4 separate regions of the Homo sapiens genome follow, and regions 2, 3 and 4 are each linked to region 1. A link is a loop called in an ENCODE intact Hi-C map of the cell type or tissue named here. Cell type or tissue: HCT116. All regions are shown on one strand. Each heading gives the region's core, and the rest is flanking DNA. Links, peaks and the distances in the headings are about the cores only.

Region 1 (5,068 bases), core at 1,201-3,700:
CAGAGAGATGGAGGGAGACAGAGACAGAGAGAGATGGAGAGAGAGATGGAGGGAGACAGAGAGAGAGAGATGGAGGGAGACAGAGACAAAGAGAGAAGGAGAGAGAGCTAGAGGGAGACAGAGACAGAGAAGGAGAGAGAGATGGAGGGAGACAGAGACAGAGAGAGAAGGAGAGAGAAATGGAGGGAGACAGAGACAGAGAGAGAAGGAGAGAGAGAGAGATGGAGGAAGACAGAGAGGAGAGAGAGATGGAGACGCAGAGAGGAGAGAGAGATGGAGACAGAGACAGAGAGAAGGAGAGGGAGTGAGGGAGACAGAGAGGAGAGAGAGATGAAGGGAGACAGAGAGAGAGGAGAGAGAGATGGATGGAGACAGAGACAGAGAGAGAGAGAAGGAGAGAGAGAGATGGAGGGAGACAGAGAGAGAGAAGCAGAGAAAGATGGAGGGAGGAAGAAGGAAGTGAGAGAAAAAGGAGGAACAAGAGAGACACAGGGAGCAAACAGCAGCAAATGGGCCGACATTTACTGAGCACCTGCTATATACCAGCCCATCATCAAAGTGTTAATCCTATGAGAGGGAAGGCCACTGACTCTCCTCAAAACCCCTCTGCAATTCCCGGAGCCTTGAAGGCCCTCCTTCTTCTGTTCTCTCCACCTCCATAACTTCCACTCACCTGTAGCCTTTTTCTTACCCGTCCAAGGAAGGTCCTAGAAGATCAGAGGAGAGCTGAGCCCATCCTCAGTGAGGAGCCCCATCAATGCAGGAGACCCCCAGCTCTGGGAGGACGGGAGGCCCCGAGCCCTGCTCCCATCTCCTGGCTGTCGCACTCACATCTGCCTTCCTCCTTCCTTCCCTCCTCCCTCTGCCTCTTAGTGAACACATGCTGGCCTTCCAACCCCATCTCCAAGCTCACCTTGGAAGCCTTTCCCCAATCCAGGGAACACAGACCTTTTATCTCCTTCAGGCCCTTCTCGGAGGCTGAAACTCAAGATGCCTTGAGTGGCCTGGGAGGGAATGTGGATGAGTGAGCGAGCTGGGGATATTGCAGGAGCTATGGCAGAGGGCAGCAGACGGGCAGACGATGGCACCACTGAGGGGCTTGGCAGCTGCAGGCCCTCATGAAACGCCCCAGCTCCAGCCTAGCTCCAGCTGAGGGTTGCCGAGAAGAAATGTGGACCCAGTGTTGCGTTTCTGATTTTTTACAAGAGAAGCCAAAACTCCCATATTTTAATGGAAATCCTCCAAATTTTTAAAATGTTGGCATCAAAATATCATCTTTTTTTTTTTTTACAGCTCTTGCCAACATCTGCAGGTTCGATTCAGCCCATGGGGTGCCAGTTTTAGATGGTAGCTGGATCTATTTCTATTTTAGCATTTGTAATAATTGATTTCACGTCACTGTTTATGTCACTCTCCTCATTAGCCTTGGAGGAATGGCCTTGCCGTATTTACGGCCATATCCCCTGTGGCTGGCCCCATGCTTTGCATACAGAGGATGCTTAATAAATGTCAGTTAAATGAATGAGTTGGAGTGTTAGAAGCAAATCAGTGGCCTGCAGAAGGGTCTGAGGATTCTAGAAGGGGATCAGGACCTGTTAGCTGGGGAGGGAACAGCCAGTGAGTCTTCGGGAGGTGGGACAGATGGGGCAGGCCCCTGTCATTTTCCCCTTCCCGGCTGGCCATTAGTAATTTAAATTCCGCCACATCCTTTGCATGTTGCTAGAAGCCTGGGCTGGGGGAGTCTGCAGGCCATCAGGCCTTTCATACAAATGAGCCTGGCCCCAGGCACAGGGCCAAGTAGAAATTGGGCTTTAGGGAGGTGGGAAGAGGTAAGAATTTTAATAAGTTCAATAAAAATTGGAAATAAAACCTACGCTGGAGGAACTGCTGGTTTCTGGCAGTTTTTAAGGGACTTAGTGGAGTGAGTGTAGCAAGGGATGCTGGGAATTTCTGGGCCTGGTCTCGCGAGAAACGCAAGGAGGTTGGGACAGGACTGCTAGGCCCAGGCTCCGACTCAGCCGGAAAGCTGGACTTTGAGGGGCGTGGCCAGGAAGTGGCTGGCCTCAGGGGGCGTGGCCTCAGGGGGCGTGGCCTCAGGAGGAAGCCGAGTGGGTGGGTGGGGCCGCCGGAGATCCTCAGGGTGGGTGCGCTGCAGGTACCCTCCTCCTGGTGGCCAGTAGAGGGCAGCACAGGCATAGGATCCAGCTCCCCAGGGAGTGGGTTGGGTGGGGAACCCAGCAGGGAAACCGAGGCCAAAGCCCTGTCGTAGGGGAAAGGCTGAGCTCCTGGAGTCTCTGACACACAGTGAGCAAGGGCTCAGTGGGGAGAGTCTAACTCCTGTCTGCCCAGCGACTGGAAGTAGCCAGGCTCTGAGGACCACCTGCCACAGCTCATGGGGCAGCGCTCACTGATCTGCCCTGCCCCTGAGCCATAGAGGTGGGAGCCAGGCCCACCCTCTGCCTCCCAGTGGCTCCCACCTCTTTGTCAATGTGCCAGGTCCTTTACTCAGGCATCTCATCCCCATTTTAGAGATGAGGAGAAGGAGGCTTAGAGAGGTTAACTAACATGCCTGAGGTCACACAGCATGAGTGGGAGAGCTGGGCTGAGAGCCATGCAGTGCCTGCCTGCATAAGCACTGCATCACCTGCTGTGCGCTGAACTGAGCTTGTGCATTGATCTGGGTGGGCGTCTATTCCTGCCCCTCCTCCTAGAGCATGAGTCTTAGGGCAGGACTTGGTCTATCTGGGTGATCCCTGTATCCCTAGTACCACAGACATCAAGGTGGCCTCTGTAAATACTTGTTGAAGGAATGAGTGTTACAGAAACTGTGGTAGGAGAGGATTGGAAGACACATTTGAATCTTTCTGCCCCTTCAAATAGGCACTCTCTCCTCTGCCCCCGGGCCAGGGTGGGCCACTGGTGGGGAATGCAGGGGGGTTGGCGTGAGCTGCATTCATCACCCTGAACCCTCTAATAAATGCTCCATTGTAGGTCTAGAAAAGTGAAAGTGAGGGCCGGTTTCGGTGGCTCATGCTTGTAATCCCAGCACTTTGGGAGGCTGAGGCGGGAGGATCACATGAGGTCAGGAGTTCGACCCCAGCCTGGCCAACGCGGTGAAACCCTGATTCTACTAAAAATACATAAATTAACCTGGCATGGTGGTGCAAGTCTGTAGTCCCAGCTACTTGGAAGGTTGAGGCAGGAAAATGGCTTGAACCTGGGGGGCGGAGGTTGAAGTGAGCCAAGATCACACCACTGCATTCCAGCCTAGGTGACTGAGCAAGACTCTGTCTCGAAAAAATTAAAAAAGAAAAGTGAAAGTGAGAGCCTGCATTTGGGTAGGGGTGGAGGGCAGATTGCTCAGGTGTGGATCCTGGCCTCAACACCAGGTGTGTGCTTTGGGCCAAATTTTCCATCTTTCTGAGCCTCAGTTACTTACTCCTTCTCCAAAATGGGATAATAGTCAGACTACTGGTGGGGTTGTGCAGATTAAAGGAGTGAGCACATATAAAGTGCCCAGCACAGTGATTGATACATGGTTGGCTCTGAGGATGATGACTGTAACAGAATTGGTAATATTGTGGCAGCACTGAGACTTTCATGGTATTTAAGTATGTAATGATTTGGTATTACAGTGACACTGTATGTAGTTCATGTAACGGGAGAGGGGGTGTGGACAAGATTAATTACAGAAAGGGAAGAATGTATCTGTGTGTGAGAGGACAGACAGAGAGAGGCAGAGAGATATACAGGACATACAGAGATATACAGAGAGGCAGAGAGATATACAGAGAAAAACAGAGGTGGAAAATAGAAAGATACACAGGAAGGCAGAACTAGAGAGAGACACAGAGAGAGAGAAACAGAAACTAAGAGTGTATTTGGCCAGATGCGGTGGCTCACAACTGTAATCCCAGCACTTTGGGAGGCCAAGGTGGGAGGATCACTTGAGCTCAGGAGTTTGAGACCAGCCTGGGCAACATAGTGAGACCCCATCTCTAAAAAAATAAAATAAAAAATTAGCCGGGCATAGTGGTGTGCACCTGTGGTCATAGCTGCTCAGGAGGCTGAGGCAGGAGTATCACTTGGGGAGTTTGAGGTTGCAGTGAGCCGTGATTGCACCACTGCACTCCAGGCTGGGTGACAGAACAAGACCCTGTCTCAAAAAAAGAAAAGAAAAAAAGTGCATTTACTGCCAGTGATTAGGGCACAAACAGATATATATATATATACATACACACACATATATACACACATATATATGTGTGTGTGTGTATATATATGTGTGTGTATGTATGTATGTGTGTGTGTATATATATATATATATATATATATATATATATATATATATATATATATAGAAAGAGAGAGAGAAAGAAAGAAGCGTCCCTGCTCTGTGGTTGACATTTATCCAGTGCGGCCACTTCCACCTCCACTCCCCACCAGGTGGCAGTGAATCCCCCAGGGGCTGAGAAGACCTGTAGGGCTCCCAGCCGGGAATGGATCTCAGGTGATGCTGGGGCAGGGGACACTTCCCAAGGTGACCAGGACAGTATCAAGCCAAAGGAACCTGGGGATGATTCTTAGTCAATCCAGGAAAACACACTCCAAGGACCAGGTCAGGAGTTGGGTGCCAGAGGGCCAGAGGCCTCGTAGACCTAGAGCACAGTGGGATTGAGGTTGGGGGAAGTAAGGGACATCCCAGGAGATGGCTGGATTGGAGCCCAGTATGGTCAGGAGCCCAGAGTGTGGGGGTGAGAGTTGGACTGGCTCACAGAAGAATGCGTGGGACTGGCGCCATCTTGGTCTCAGGCACCAGACATCACAGCTGACTCCAAGTCTAAGGGGACCTCACAGCACAAACCTGTCTCCCAAACCAAACCCTGAGCCTTGTGGCAGGGACCACATTCTGTTCATCTCTGTGTTTCTGGAGCCCGGTAGGACTCAGTGGGAGCCTCTGTGAATGTTTTCAGATGAAGGAATTGTTGGGTAGAGTTGTGGTGTTGGAGGTGGACCCACACATGGGCTGGGCTCCTTCCTGCGGGCCAGAATGCAGCCAGCAGAGAGG
Region 2 (5,068 bases), core at 1,191-3,690, 230 kb after region 1:
CTATCAACTCGGTCTTAGCACATGTGTTACCCTCGGCGCTAGGGCTGTGGAGGGAAAGCACTACCCGGAACATATAACCAAAACCGGGGGTTTCCAGGCCCGGAGATTCCTGGAGGTCTTCCTACCTCGACTGGGATGAAGCTGTAACGGCTTTGAAGTTCATCATTGATTTGAATTTTTCTTTTTATTATACTTTAAGTTTTAGGCCCCACAGCAGGCCCCCCACAACAGGCTCTGGTGTGTGATGTTCCCCTTCCTGTGTCCATGTGTTCTCATTGTTCAATTCCCACCTATGAGTGAGAACATGCGGTGTTTGGTTTTTTGTTCTTGCGATAGTTTGCTGAGAATGATTCCAGCATTCATCCATGTCCCTACAAAGGACATATAGTTTCCAGCTTCATCCATGTCCCTACAAAGGACATGAACTCATCATTTTTTATGGCTGCATAGTATTCCATGGTGTATATGTGCCACATTTTGTTAATCCAATCTATCATTGTTGGACATCTGTGTTGGTCCCAAGTCTTTGCTATTGTGAATAGTGCCGCAATTTTCTACCATACCTCCCAGGAGAGCATGCTCCTCCCTCCTCCCCAGAAACTACTCAATTTACATCCAAATACCAGGAGGCCTTCTAGCCGGGGAAGAGATGGCTCGAGAAGGGGCAAGGAGGAGGGACCACGGGGCACGGGGCCCAGGCCTGAGGAGCTGCCTGACTCACCAGCACCGGCCAGGGCCTAGGGTGCGGCCTGGCCTCCCCATGGGTTTCTAGTCCTTTGTCCAGAAAAAGGGGGCCTGGACTAGGGCCCTGCTACTCTAAGTGTGGTCCACGGACCAGCAGCATTGGTATCTCCTGGGAATTTGTGAGAAATGCAGAATTCCAGGCCCCTCCTTTGCCTTGGGAATCAGAATGTAAACCTGAGCAGTATCCCAGGTCATTTACACGCACGCACATTCAATTTCCAATAGCATAAGATCAGGAGATCGACAAGGCTTTGTGGTGGAAGCCGTTGCTTCTGCCTGTCCAGCACATACTCCCCTGTGTTTGGTAAAAGCACCCTGTTTTCGCTTTTTGAGATGGTGTCTTGCTCCCCACTTCCTGCCCGGGCCCTAAGAGGTTCACATGGCACTGAGTCCTCCCAAGGGGTGGAAGCACGTGACCCAGGCCTAGCCAATCAGAGCATGCGATTCCCCTGTCCCCCCAGTGATTGGGTGACTGGTTCTGGGGCATGGAAGAGATGTGGTAGCAGGGTGGCGGAACCTAAGTGGGCAGCTGCTGGTGGCTTGTCTTGGTACCACATGGGGCACAGGGGGGGTTGAGAGATGAAGAATAGGTCATTATATCGTTTGAGCTCCTGGACCCAAACGTGCCTGAACTTAAGATAACCAAGAATCGGGATGAACAATTCTGCTAGCCTTGGATTTGAACTGAAAGCATGAAAGAGAGCTCTAATGTTCAAGGAAAGCCCAGGTCTCTCTCTCTCCTTTTTTTTTTTTTTGAGACAGAGCCTCACTCTGTCGCCCAGGCTGGAGTGCAATGGCGCGATCTCAGCTCACTGCAACCTCTGCCTCCCGCGTTCAGGCAATTCTCCTGCCTCGGCCTCCCGAGTAGCTGGGATTACAGACATTCACCACCATGTCCGGCTAATGTTTTTGTATTTTTAGTAGAGACAGGGTTTCAGCACGTTAGCCAGGCTGGTATCGAACTCCTGACCTCAGGTGATCCACCCATCTCGGCCCCCCAAAGTGCTGGGATTACATGCGTGAGCCTCCGCGCCCGGCCTCTCTCTCGTCTGTGGTTTTCCCGTCTTCCCTTTAGCACTACTGCTCACCTCGCAGAGGTGTCAGGACCCAGGTTTGCAGTCGGCATTAAGGCACTGAATCAGCAAGCTTTTACTGAGCGCCGACTGCATACAAGGTTCTGAAAACACAGGAAGATACAAAAAAAAAAAAAAAAAATTAAAAACCAATGCCCTGCCCTCAAGGAGGTCACACAGCACACATAATGGGAGAATGTGTTTATGAAGCAACATGTGACAAAATTAATGTGGTCCAGAAAGAGTTTCTAATGTTGAGTGGGTGCTGGAGAGGGGAATAAATAGTCCCTCCATCTGGCCTGCTCTCCCGCCCCCAGCCCCAGGGAGGCTCCTCTGCCACCACTGGGAGGAGATTGAAAGCAGCCCTGCCCACACGGAAGGCTCACCTCCAGTGAGCAGCCCAGGCTGGCAGGTTCCAACCCAGCCCCCCAGGCCGTGCATGGCTCCCTGCCTCCCACCTCCACGCCCTTGCAAGGGATGATGACTGTGCACCTGGCTAGCTCCCCGCTTGGCACGCTGCTGTACCTGAGTGGGTGTTTCAAAGCGGCTGCTCTTTCTTGCCTACTTGCAGCACCCAGACCTGGGTAGACCCTTGCAGTATCAATCATATGGGGGAGGAGGATTTAAAAGCAGTGACATCCCCAAATCCATGTTCCTTTTTGCAACCCAAGGCCAGCTTATTTCATACCTGGCCCACACTCAGCCCAGTTCATGCCTAGAGTTATTTGTTCATATCTGCCACCCCTCTTCGCAAACTGTTTTAAAAGGTGTGCATTAAAGCTTATTGTCAAGTAGAAAAAAAGAGCAAGGCTGGGGGCTGCCCCATATGGTTGTGTGGGTTGTGCAGTATGCAAATGGCTCCCTCTAGAGGTACGAGAGCTCTAAAACACTGACAAAGGTAGGTCTAGGGTTGGGAGGTCCGGCTGACTTGATGTGTTCATCCCTGATTTGTCTGATCTCTTAGAAATAGCAGTGCTCCCCACTCTGACAGTCTGTGTTGTGCAAGGTCACTGGAAAGGCCAATGCTTTACGGCTTGTTTCATTTGTCGTCCTCACTGCAAGGGTTTCAGAACTCAGAAGGAAGATAACAAGAGACAGGGCCCCCAACACTTCCCATTTTTACTTGTGAGATTTTCTGAAGGTGCTGAAGCTGCACAGGCCACAACAGGACACAGGATATGGTGGCTGAGTGAGAGCAAAGCCTCTGCTTTAATAATTGCAATGAACTTGCTTTAGAGACCTTTAAGGAACGCCCACCCCACAGTAAATTGCTGGAAGGCCAATCCCTTCACTAGCAATTTAATGCTAAGAGCCGATGACGTTCATCAAATCTGACAGCATTTTGGTAAACGACGGCTCTGTTGATTAGGCCGCTGTCCACCCAAGTATTACAAGGCTGAGGAAGCCATAAATCTTAATCCACAGATAGCAGCATAAAGATCTAAGGCCCAGAAGTGGTGGGGGGAAAAGGACAGTATGAACAAGAGGCCATACATCACCACCAGCCCATTCCACAGGGAAGGTGGCAGCTCGGGAGCCCAACACAGCCATCGCCATGATCCTCCCCAAACCCCCAGGAATCTGAGGGGCTTGGGAAGGGTTTTACAGGTGGAAGTCATCGGCTTCTTGGCCAGGAGCCAGAGTTGGGATGACTCTGTGACCTTCTGGTCAAGGGATCTGGAGGCCAGTGTACCTGACGCAGCCCCTCCTGTCAGGGCAGCTCTACCCAAATGTGCTTTCTTATTGTTGGGTGAGACCGTAAGAAGAGAAACCTGTTCTCCTGGAGGCGGTGAATGGATTGGGCTTGGTCAGTAGAAACAGGGTGTGTGATTCAAGAGAGTTTCAGGGCTGGGCGCAGTGGCTCACGTCTGTTAATCCCAGCACTTTAGGAGGCCAAGGTGGGTGGATCGCATGAGCCCGGGAGTTCAAGACCAGTGTGGGCTACATAGCAAGAACCTGTCTCAAAAAAAAAAAAAAAAAAAAATCCAGCAAGACAGCCAGGAGGAGAGTACAGAGGGTGAATGGGGAGGCAAGGGGGCTGTGTGGACTGTGAATAAGGCTGGGACTGCAGGTGCTCACTGTGCACTGGGACCACTGCATCCCACCACGGTGTCCCCTGCTGACCAATGTGAATACACAAGGCGACCGTGTGGCCCCACTGATACCTCCTGGTTGGCATGGCCCTACAAGTGAAACCCCAAGACCGGGAGAGGACTGTGGTCCCTCTCTTGGTGGAGCAGCTTTTGAGAACTGGCCACTGGCCACTGGGGACTTGGCTGCCTTGACCACTCTGCCTACCTTGGCTGCCCCTAAGCATGGCAGGAGCCCATCCAAAAGGGTTAGGATAGAAAGATTGTCTTCCTCTCCATCCCATGGACCCAAGACTCTGTCTCCATGGACTGTCTACCATGGAGAAACTTTGGACTTAACTCCACTTCTTGGAGCCAGAGCAAACCAATCCAGCCTGTCTTCCTCATGACGGTAATAATGGTATAGCTGGCACCCCCAGTCTATTCACTCTGCTACCTCCAGCCTTCTTGACAAGAAGCTATAGGACTCATGGTTCCTGCTCATGTGGCCAGGGCAGGCAGGGTTTGCACCAAATGAACTGGTCTCTGAGGGGCTCTAGTCATAGCCGATGGAGGTAGGAGGGGGTGCCTCATCCAGGCTAAGCAGCAGCAGCCCAGGCCATGCCCTGAGAAAGGGATGAGCTGAGAGATTCAGACTGTCTCTGTCTTGGAAACTTTCAACTAACAAATATGGAGGGAGTGTAAAACCGTGTGTGGAGAAGGCACGATGGATCAGGGGAACACTGAAGCTACGAGTTGGCGGCAGCTCAGGGACAGGGAACAGAAGTGCAAGGACGGGGGCTGGGGAAGGTTGGTGGAGAGAGACGTAGCCCTGCTTCAAAGGCTTCCTGGTCCTCCTGTAGCCCCTTGCTCCCATGGGCGGTCCTTTCTGCACACATGAACCCAAAATATGAACCCAAACGTGGCGCTCTACTGTTTCAACCCTCTTGGAAATTCTCACATTTAGATTGAAATCCAAACTTCCTCCTGTGGTCTTCTAGGCCCTGCATGGCCGGTTCTTCCTACTTGCAACCCTGACACCCTCATCCCCACCCTTTCTGCCACCCTGTCCTGATCGCCCTGCCTCCTCTCAGCCTGTGCCCAGTGCCCGCTGCTCTCACTGTCCCCTCACCTGAAAGCCTCCCCCAGCCACAGATCTTTCCGGGGCTGGCTCCAGGTAAC
Region 3 (5,068 bases), core at 1,096-3,595, 260 kb after region 1:
TAGACGGGATAACACTGAGACCATGAAGCCACTGTTTGTGGCCGGGTGTGGTGGCTCACGCCTATAATCCCAGCACTTTGGGAGGCGGGTGGACCACTTGAGGCCAGGAGTTCGAGGCCAGTCTGGCCAACATGGTGAAACCCTATCTCTATTGAAAATATAAAAATTAGCCGGACATGATGGTTAGCGCCATGCAGGACTGTAATCCCATCTATTCAGGAGGCTGAGGCAGGAGAATGGCTTGAACCTGGGAGACGGAGGTTGTGGTGAGCTGAGATTGTGCCACTGCACTCCAGCCTGGGTGACAGAGTGAGGTTCCATCTCAAAAAAAAAAAAAAAAAAAAAGACACTGACTGTCTAGGGTCACAGAGCTCTTCCACACCCCCAAGTCACTTGATTCCCCGCTGCCTCCCTATAGGCTGCACACCCTAACTAAGGGATGAGTTATGGGTGACAAGCTAATGCTTGAAGTTACTGGGGTCCAGCTTTTCAGGCATCCTTTACTGCTGTTTATCAGTGCTGTCTGTGGGTGCTTATTTAACGCACGCAGCAATCCTATGCTCTAAGATCCTTGTGCCCATTTTACAGAGGAGGAAATGGAGGCCTTGAAAGCTGAAGCAAATTGTCTGAAGGTCTCAGAGCCTCTAAGTGGAGATAGCAGACAACCTTGTTTATGTGGCGCCAGCATCCATTCCTGTTCTGGGTATAACACCTTGATTTTCCTCTAGGAAAACCACCTTTCGTCCACTCTCAGTCCACGTGGCGTGGGTGGAAATAACACTCCCAACACTGCAAGGGAAAGCACGTACTGCAGGCCCGGCCAGTGCATTCCATCTCCCCGGCCATGTGATGGTTCAGGGATAGGTGTGCTTCCCAAGCTATGCCTCCCAAGGACCCTCCTGGAAAAGTCCTTATCTCTCCTCCTCTACAATTACTAGTGATATGAGCCAGGGCTACTAGGGAAGGGAGGAAGACGTCATTTCTTCACACACAAAGGAAGGAGTCATTTTACCAACTTTTTAGGTTCACAATTATGAGCAACCTTAAATGTTCCATGGAAAAATCTGCCCAAGATGCCAGGCACGATGGCTCATGCCTATAATCCCAGCACTTCCGGAGGCTGAGGTGGGAGGATCGCTTGAGCCCAGGAGATCGAGACCAGCCTGGGCAACATAGTGAGATCCCACTTCTACCAAAAAAAAAAAAAGTTAGAAAAATCTGTCCAAGACTGATGACACAAACATAGAGACAGCAGAATGGAAGACAATGAGAGACAGGCCAAATAGCAACTAGATCCTTTAATGGTGGTTAATCCACCATATCCAGCCATGCCCGAAGCCAGCACTAACGTTTTACTCACTTGAGCAAATACATCCCTTTCTTTCCTTGGGCCAGTTTGAAGTGTGTGTGTATGTGTGTGTGTGTATGTGTGTGTGTGTCTGTGTGTGTGTGTGTGTGTGTATGAGAGAGATTTATACCCGAGTGGGTACTGGGTGGTACAGTGGTAGAACAAATACTAGACGGTGTCTGAATCCAAAGTTCCTGCCATGTCTAAGGGCTCAGAGAAGCATTTCATAGAGGACTAAATATACCTTGATGAATGCTCCAATGGCCCTAAGCCCACAAGAAGAGATGATCCAAATGTATCTTACAGTACAAAAGTCACAGCCTTCCTTCAAAACCCACCCCAAGTGCCAGTTCCTCTATTCTCCCAGTGAGTCTGTGTGTCCCAGCGCTGTGGAGCCCGTCCTCAGTGCACATGAGTTAAATGAGAAAGTATCTGAGCCTGCTTCTTTTTCTCTTTTTTTTTGAGACAGAGTCTCGCACTGTTGCCCAGGCTGGAGTGCAGTGGCACGATCTCAGTTCACTGCAACCTCCACCTCCCAGGTTCAAGCAATCCTCCTGCCTCAGCCTCCCCAGTAGCTGGGACTACAGGCGTCTGCCACCACGCCCAGCTAATTTTTGTATTTTTAATAGAGACAGGGTTTTGTCATGTTGGCCAGGCTAGTCTCGAACTCCTGAACTCAAGTGATCCACCCTCCTTGGCCTCCCAAAGTGCTGGGATTACAGGCCTGAGCCACCGCACCTGACCTGAGCCTGCTTTTGACTGCATTTGCTAACACATCAGTTATATTCCCATCCTCGAAAACAGAAATATACTCTGCAGTCAATGCACCCATCACACCAGCAGAAGCCAAGCAACAAAGACCTAAAGCAACGGTTGATACTGCCCCCTAGAGGTAGAATGAAACAGCACAAAACACTGCAGCAAACATTTGAGTTTCTCACGCCCTAGGATAGGTGTCCTAACAAAATATTACATCCTACGCGCATGCCAGATGGATAATCAAAGGGAGCGTTTGGGCTATTTTTCGAATACCTTAGAGTTACATTTATTACTACCCTACCTGCTATGTACCATTCTTTATTGCTACCAATACATACCTTGAGATTTTCTATTCAGTCTCAGGTTTTATAGACTGCCAAGGCAGATCCAGAATCTAGGACCCCAGGACACAGTTACGGTGTATTTTTATAAAAATGTTTTTCTTACATAGCTATCTAAAACATCATTTTCAATCCATGTCCAGTGGAAAATAACGAGCATTTCTTTTTATTCTCAGAAAAATTTTCTTCTAAAATTGCAAGGTGTTATTTATCAATTATCTTTCAGACTCACAAAGATAGAAGACTTAAAAAATCTTGAGGTCGGGTGTGGTGGCCCACGCCTGTAATCCCAGCACTTTGGGAGGCCAAGGTGGGTGGATCACTTGAGGTCAGGAGTTCGAGACCAGCCTGGCCAACATGGTGAAACCCCATCTCCACTAAAAAAAATATAAAAAATTAGCTGGGCATGGTGGCACATGCCTGTAATCCCAGCTACTCAGGAGGCTGAGGCAGGAGAATTGCTTGAACCTGGGAGGCAGAGGTTGCAGTGAGCCGAGATCACGCCACTGCACTCCAGCCTGCACAACAGAACGAGACTCCATCTCAAAAACCAAACAACAACAACAAAACTTGAATGAGTTTACTTTAAAAAGGAAGGTTTATATTAATGCCATAAATGGAAAATAATTATTGCTTGCCAGAAGGTAACCATAGACATAAATACAGACCTACTAAAAGAGAAAATGTTTACTTGCCACCTACAAGGTGGCAGAGGTAGGCAAAACACACACTGGGAAACACAGAGTCAGAACTTCCACATTCACACAACCCTAGGAGGTGGGTGGTGTTGACTTTATTTCACACAATGATGCATTTCTTCAGTATTGGCTGAACACTTCCTCTGGCTGGGCCCTGAACTAGTCTCTGGAGATACAACAGTGAGCCCAGCAAAGTCTCTACTACCACAGAGTTCACATTCTAGCGAAAGGAAGACAGATGATTTCCAAAAAGTAAGACAGTCGAGTGCGGTGACTCACAAGTGTAATTCCAGCACTTTGGGAGGCTGAGGCAGGAGGATCACTTGTGCCCAGGAGCTCAAGACCAGCCTGGACAACACAGTGAGACTCTGTCTGTACTAAAAATTTTTTAAAGTAGCTGGGCGTGGTGGTGTGTGCCTGTGGTCCAAGCTACTTCACAGGCTGAGTTGGGAGGATCGCTTGAGTCCAGCAATTCAAACTAGCCTGGGTAACACAGTGAGACTCTATCTCTACTAAAAATTTTTAAAAGTAGCTAGGCATGATGGCATGTGCCTGTAGTCCCAGCTACTTGGGAGGCTGAGGCGAGAGGATCGCTTGAGCCCAGGAGATTGAGGCTGCAATGAGCTGTGACTGCACCACTCTACTCCAGCCTGGGTGACAGAGTGAGACCCTGTTTCAATCAATCAGTTTTTTAAATTAAAATATATTGTATGTCACCTGACAATAAGTGCTATGGAGAATAGAAAGTGGGAAGGGCGGCCAGGCACAGTGGCTCACACTTGTATTCCCAAAACTTTGGAAGGCCGAGGCAGGTGGATCGCCTGAGGTCAGGAGTTCGAGATCAGCCTGGCCAATGTTGTGAAACCCAGTCTCTACTAAAAATACAAAAATTAGCCAGCCATGGTGGCACGTGCCTATAATCCCAGCTACTCGGGAGGCTGAGGCAGGAGAATTGCTTGAACCTGGGAGGCAGAGGTTGCAGTGAGCAGAGATCGTGCCATTGCACTCCAGCCTAGGCGACAGAGGGACACTCTATCTCAAAAAAAAAAAAAAAAAGGAAGTGGGAAGTGCTGTAAATCTCAGAACTTTGGGAGACCAAGGTGGGAAGATCACTTGAGCCCAAAAGTTGGAGACCAACCTGGGCAACGTCATAGTGAGATGCCATCTCTAAAAAAGAAGAAAGTAGGAAGGGGCAGAAGAATGCAGGAGGAAGGGGAGGGGCTCCCTCTTCCCTTCACTGCAGTTGGGGGTGGTGGGGCTCAGGGCTCCGAGAGGGCCTCTCTGGGGAGGTGTACCCTGAGGGTAAAATCACCTTTGTAAGAATTATACTAGAGAGAAAATTCTGAATATAACCAATTCTATCTTGCCTTTCACCTCCAAAATGCCCTTGGTCATTCCTGGGCGTGTGCCAAGCTAACTTTGAGAAAATTTAGTTTATCGTTTAAATAATAATAGCCCTTCCCCAAACTAAATTACCTTTGTAAAGCCAATGAAAGGCCACCAGGTTAGGAGGATGAAAGGGGCCTGAGTTCTGCTAAAATCTAGGCATAGTTCAATGATTGCCAGCCATCATTCCAGAGGTCACTAGATTTGCAACTTCCCCAAGTACTCTGCCCCAAGGCAGATCATGATTGTGGATCCTGATTGGCCTTCTGAGATGTCTTTTCAGGCTTTTGCATTTCTGACAACCAGATGGCCCAAGCCACACCCCTGTGATTGCACCTTCCAACCAATCAAGGGCACCCAGACCCTAGCTCCTTGCTCACCAAACTATCCTTGAAAAGCCCTGGCATCAGCTGGGTGCCGTGGCTCATGCCTGTAATCCCAGCACTTTGGGAGGCAGAGATGAGAGGATCACTTTGAGCCCAGGAGTTCAATACCAGCCTGGCCAAAATGGCGAAACCCTGTTTCTACTGAAAATA
Region 4 (2,500 bases), core at 1-2,500, 350 kb after region 1:
GAAAGCCCTGTGTCCAGGGACCAGGGGTTGCCATTAGCCAAGTCCCCAGTTCCTCCCAGGGGAATTGCTGGTCACTGAGGTGGCAGCTTAAATGGGGCAGTAGGCCTCGCTCACCCTGGATGACGTGCGCTTATTCGGGTCTTGCTCTGCCCCTGTGGCTTTTGGCTTTAGCTGACTTGTAGTCTGGAACAGGCACCTTCAAAAAGGCAAATAGGAGCCAGAGGGATTTTAATAATAAAAACTGAAATTCTGAGCCTGGTAAAACTCTAGAACTGTGGGAAAGGCACACAGGGCTGGTGGAACTCCTTCCAGATGGTCCCTTGGAATCACAAGGCACACACTACACTGTTCCGTCGTTTACCTGCCTAATCTCTTACCGTTCTCCCCACAAGGCTAAACACTGTCACCAGCCCTAGTTTTCAGGCAAGACACTTGAGGCTGAGGGAGGTCAGCCACCTTGTCCAGGCCCACCCGACACAGCAGCAGGGCTCACAGCCAGCTCTGTGGCAGAGAGTCTGGCTTCCCTACCACAGTGCTGGGCTGCCTCTCCAGCACAAGGTTTTCCAAAGGAAAGATGTGCACCAGGCTTAGCTCGGTGACCCATGACTATAACCCTCTACTTTGGGAGGCCAGGGTAAGAATGTCACTTGAGGCCAGAAGTTCTAGACCAGCCTAGGTGACATAGCAAGATCCCGTCTCTACAACAAATAAAAAAAAGATCCGAGCATGGTGGTGTATGTCTGTAGTCCCAGCTACTCGGAGGTGAGGTGGGAGGACCGTGTGAGCCCTGGAGTTCGAGGCTGCAGTGATTGTGCTGCTACACTCCAGGCTGGACGACAAAGCGAGACTTTGTCTCAAAAGAAAAATATATATGTATATATGTGATGGCATGGGGAAAGGAAAATGTGTCTGTGATTGGCATGTTGTGAAAGAGCAGAGCCAGACACAGCTTGGGTAAATAAAACAGGGCTTATTTGCCGGGCGGATACAGAAGAGAGTCAGAGCAGTTGGGATTCACAGCAGATAAATCAGCTATGCCCTGTGGGGCAGGCAGAGCCGCAGATCCCATGGCCAAAATATCCGGAGAGTCACTCCAGGCCTGGAAGCACAGCCGCCTCACGCTGGGCCCAGTTTCAGCTGTGGCCCACCCACAGCACCCACTCTGGGTCATGGGTGCCTTGTGGGTCCTGGGGCTGATGATGCCTATTGTTCTGTTGCACAGAACAGCTCATAGTCCTCTGGCATCGCCCTCAGCCTCCATGGCCAACAACTGAGCCTCATGCTGAGAACCAGAGCAGGGGGGCGCCTTCGCACGAGTCTCTAGGAGTCAAGCCATCGTGACCAGAGGGCAGCTTTGGGGCTTATCTCACAATAAGGGGGGGCCCGCCACCTTGAATGCCACTGATGTTTGTAATGCCTCTCCCCTGTGCTAGGTGCTGGTGGTACTGTTCAGAATAACTCCCCTACTGGCCAAGTGCATCCACTGCAGGCTGGCAGCCTGGGCTCACTGACATCCTAGCTCTGCCACTACATAGCGCCATCACTTTGAGCAAGTGCCTTAGCTTCCGCATCTGTGAAATGGAGCTTACAGGGGCCTGCCTGCCTTGGGGTTGTGGGATTTTATGGGTTAATTCATGTACCGCCCTTGGCATGGTGCCTGGCTCCCAGCAAGTGCTGGGTGGTCATGTTGAGGGATTGCTCCATGCCAGCCTCTGTACAGATGCTGTCTCAGCCATGCTAACATTAACCCCGTGAGACAGAGAACACTGTCATCCCATTTTGCAGATCGGAAAACAAAGAGTCATACTTGGTAATTTCCCCAAAGTCACAGACATGGGGAGCTATGGAACTTGAGATGGAAACACTTCTCTGCCTGGCTCTGGAGCCCAAGTTCATCCCTACCTTCCCTCCAAACGTTTATTCAGGAGGTAGTTGTGCCATTTGTTGGAGGCTGTGATGGAATGGATGTCAGTTGCTCCACTAGTAGAGAGGTGAGGACGGTGAACCAACTTGGTGGGGAGAAGAAGGGTTTTTTTTGTTTTTTTTTTTTGTTGTGTTTTGTTTTGTTTGAAACAGAGTCTCACTCTTGCCCAGGCTGGAGTGCAGTGGTGTGATCATAGCTCACTGCAACCTCAAACTCCTGGGCTCAAGCAATCCTCCTGCTTCAGCCTTCCGAGTAGCTGGGACTACAGATGCACACCTCCAACGCCTATAGCTAATTTTTTGTATTTGTTATGGAAATGAAGTCTTGCTCTGTTGCCCAGGCTGGTCTCAAACTCCTGACCTCAAATGATCTGCCCACCTCGGCCTCCCAAAGTGCTGGGATTACAGGCATGAGCCACTGCTCCCAGCCAAGATCAGAAGCTTTGAAGACTATGAGGCTTTTTCTCTTTTTTGCCCACTGAGTCATGAGTTTACTAGTACCGTTTCTTGCCTTCCACCCGTGTTTATTTTGAGAGCTGTCCTGTGTATCTTTTCCTAGCCAATTAGCCTCTTAAGG

What was found. A loop is a pair of places that touch in the nucleus more often than their neighbours do. Peaks named below come from ENCODE experiments on the same cell type or tissue, not always from the same donor. Only the 100,000 strongest peaks of a DNase experiment are listed, where the experiment ranks them.
Region 2: it touches region 1 in a loop (9-fold over the local background); 32 of 110 quality-filtered maps call a loop at or near these places.
Region 3: a loop joins it to region 1, with 11 times the contacts of the local background. A loop is called at or near these places in 4 of 110 quality-filtered maps.
Region 4: it touches region 1 in a loop (6-fold over the local background); 3 of 110 quality-filtered maps call a loop at or near these places.

What each region holds. Positions count from the first base shown.
Region 1 is chr16:27,864,816-27,869,883 of GRCh38, reverse strand. All of the region lies in intron 3 of GSG1L (GSG1 like), which reads left to right. Among named protein-coding and RNA genes, the nearest start is that of GSG1L, 200 kb to the left of the region's middle. RefSeq lists an enhancer at 2,369-2,870. In HCT116, for the core only: a CTCF peak has its summit at 2,198 (motif pointing right); a DNase peak (open chromatin) is centred at 2,043; H3K27ac peaks cover 482 bases.
Region 2 is chr16:27,637,569-27,642,636 of GRCh38, reverse strand. The region is part of intron 5 of KATNIP (katanin interacting protein); the gene reads right to left. Among named protein-coding and RNA genes, the nearest start is that of KATNIP, 90 kb to the right of the region's middle. RefSeq lists an enhancer at 876-1,517. In HCT116, for the core only: a CTCF peak has its summit at 2,668 (motif pointing left); a DNase peak (open chromatin) is centred at 2,676.
Region 3 is chr16:27,602,872-27,607,939 of GRCh38, reverse strand. The region is part of intron 2 of KATNIP (katanin interacting protein); the gene reads right to left. Among named protein-coding and RNA genes, the nearest start is that of KATNIP, 55 kb to the right of the region's middle. In HCT116, for the core only: a CTCF peak has its summit at 2,258 (motif pointing left); a DNase peak (open chromatin) is centred at 2,229.
Region 4 is chr16:27,515,016-27,517,515 of GRCh38, reverse strand. All of the region lies in intron 6 of GTF3C1 (general transcription factor IIIC subunit 1), which reads left to right. Among named protein-coding and RNA genes, the nearest start is that of GTF3C1, 34 kb to the left of the region's middle. In HCT116, for the core only: a CTCF peak has its summit at 1,493; a DNase peak (open chromatin) is centred at 1,515.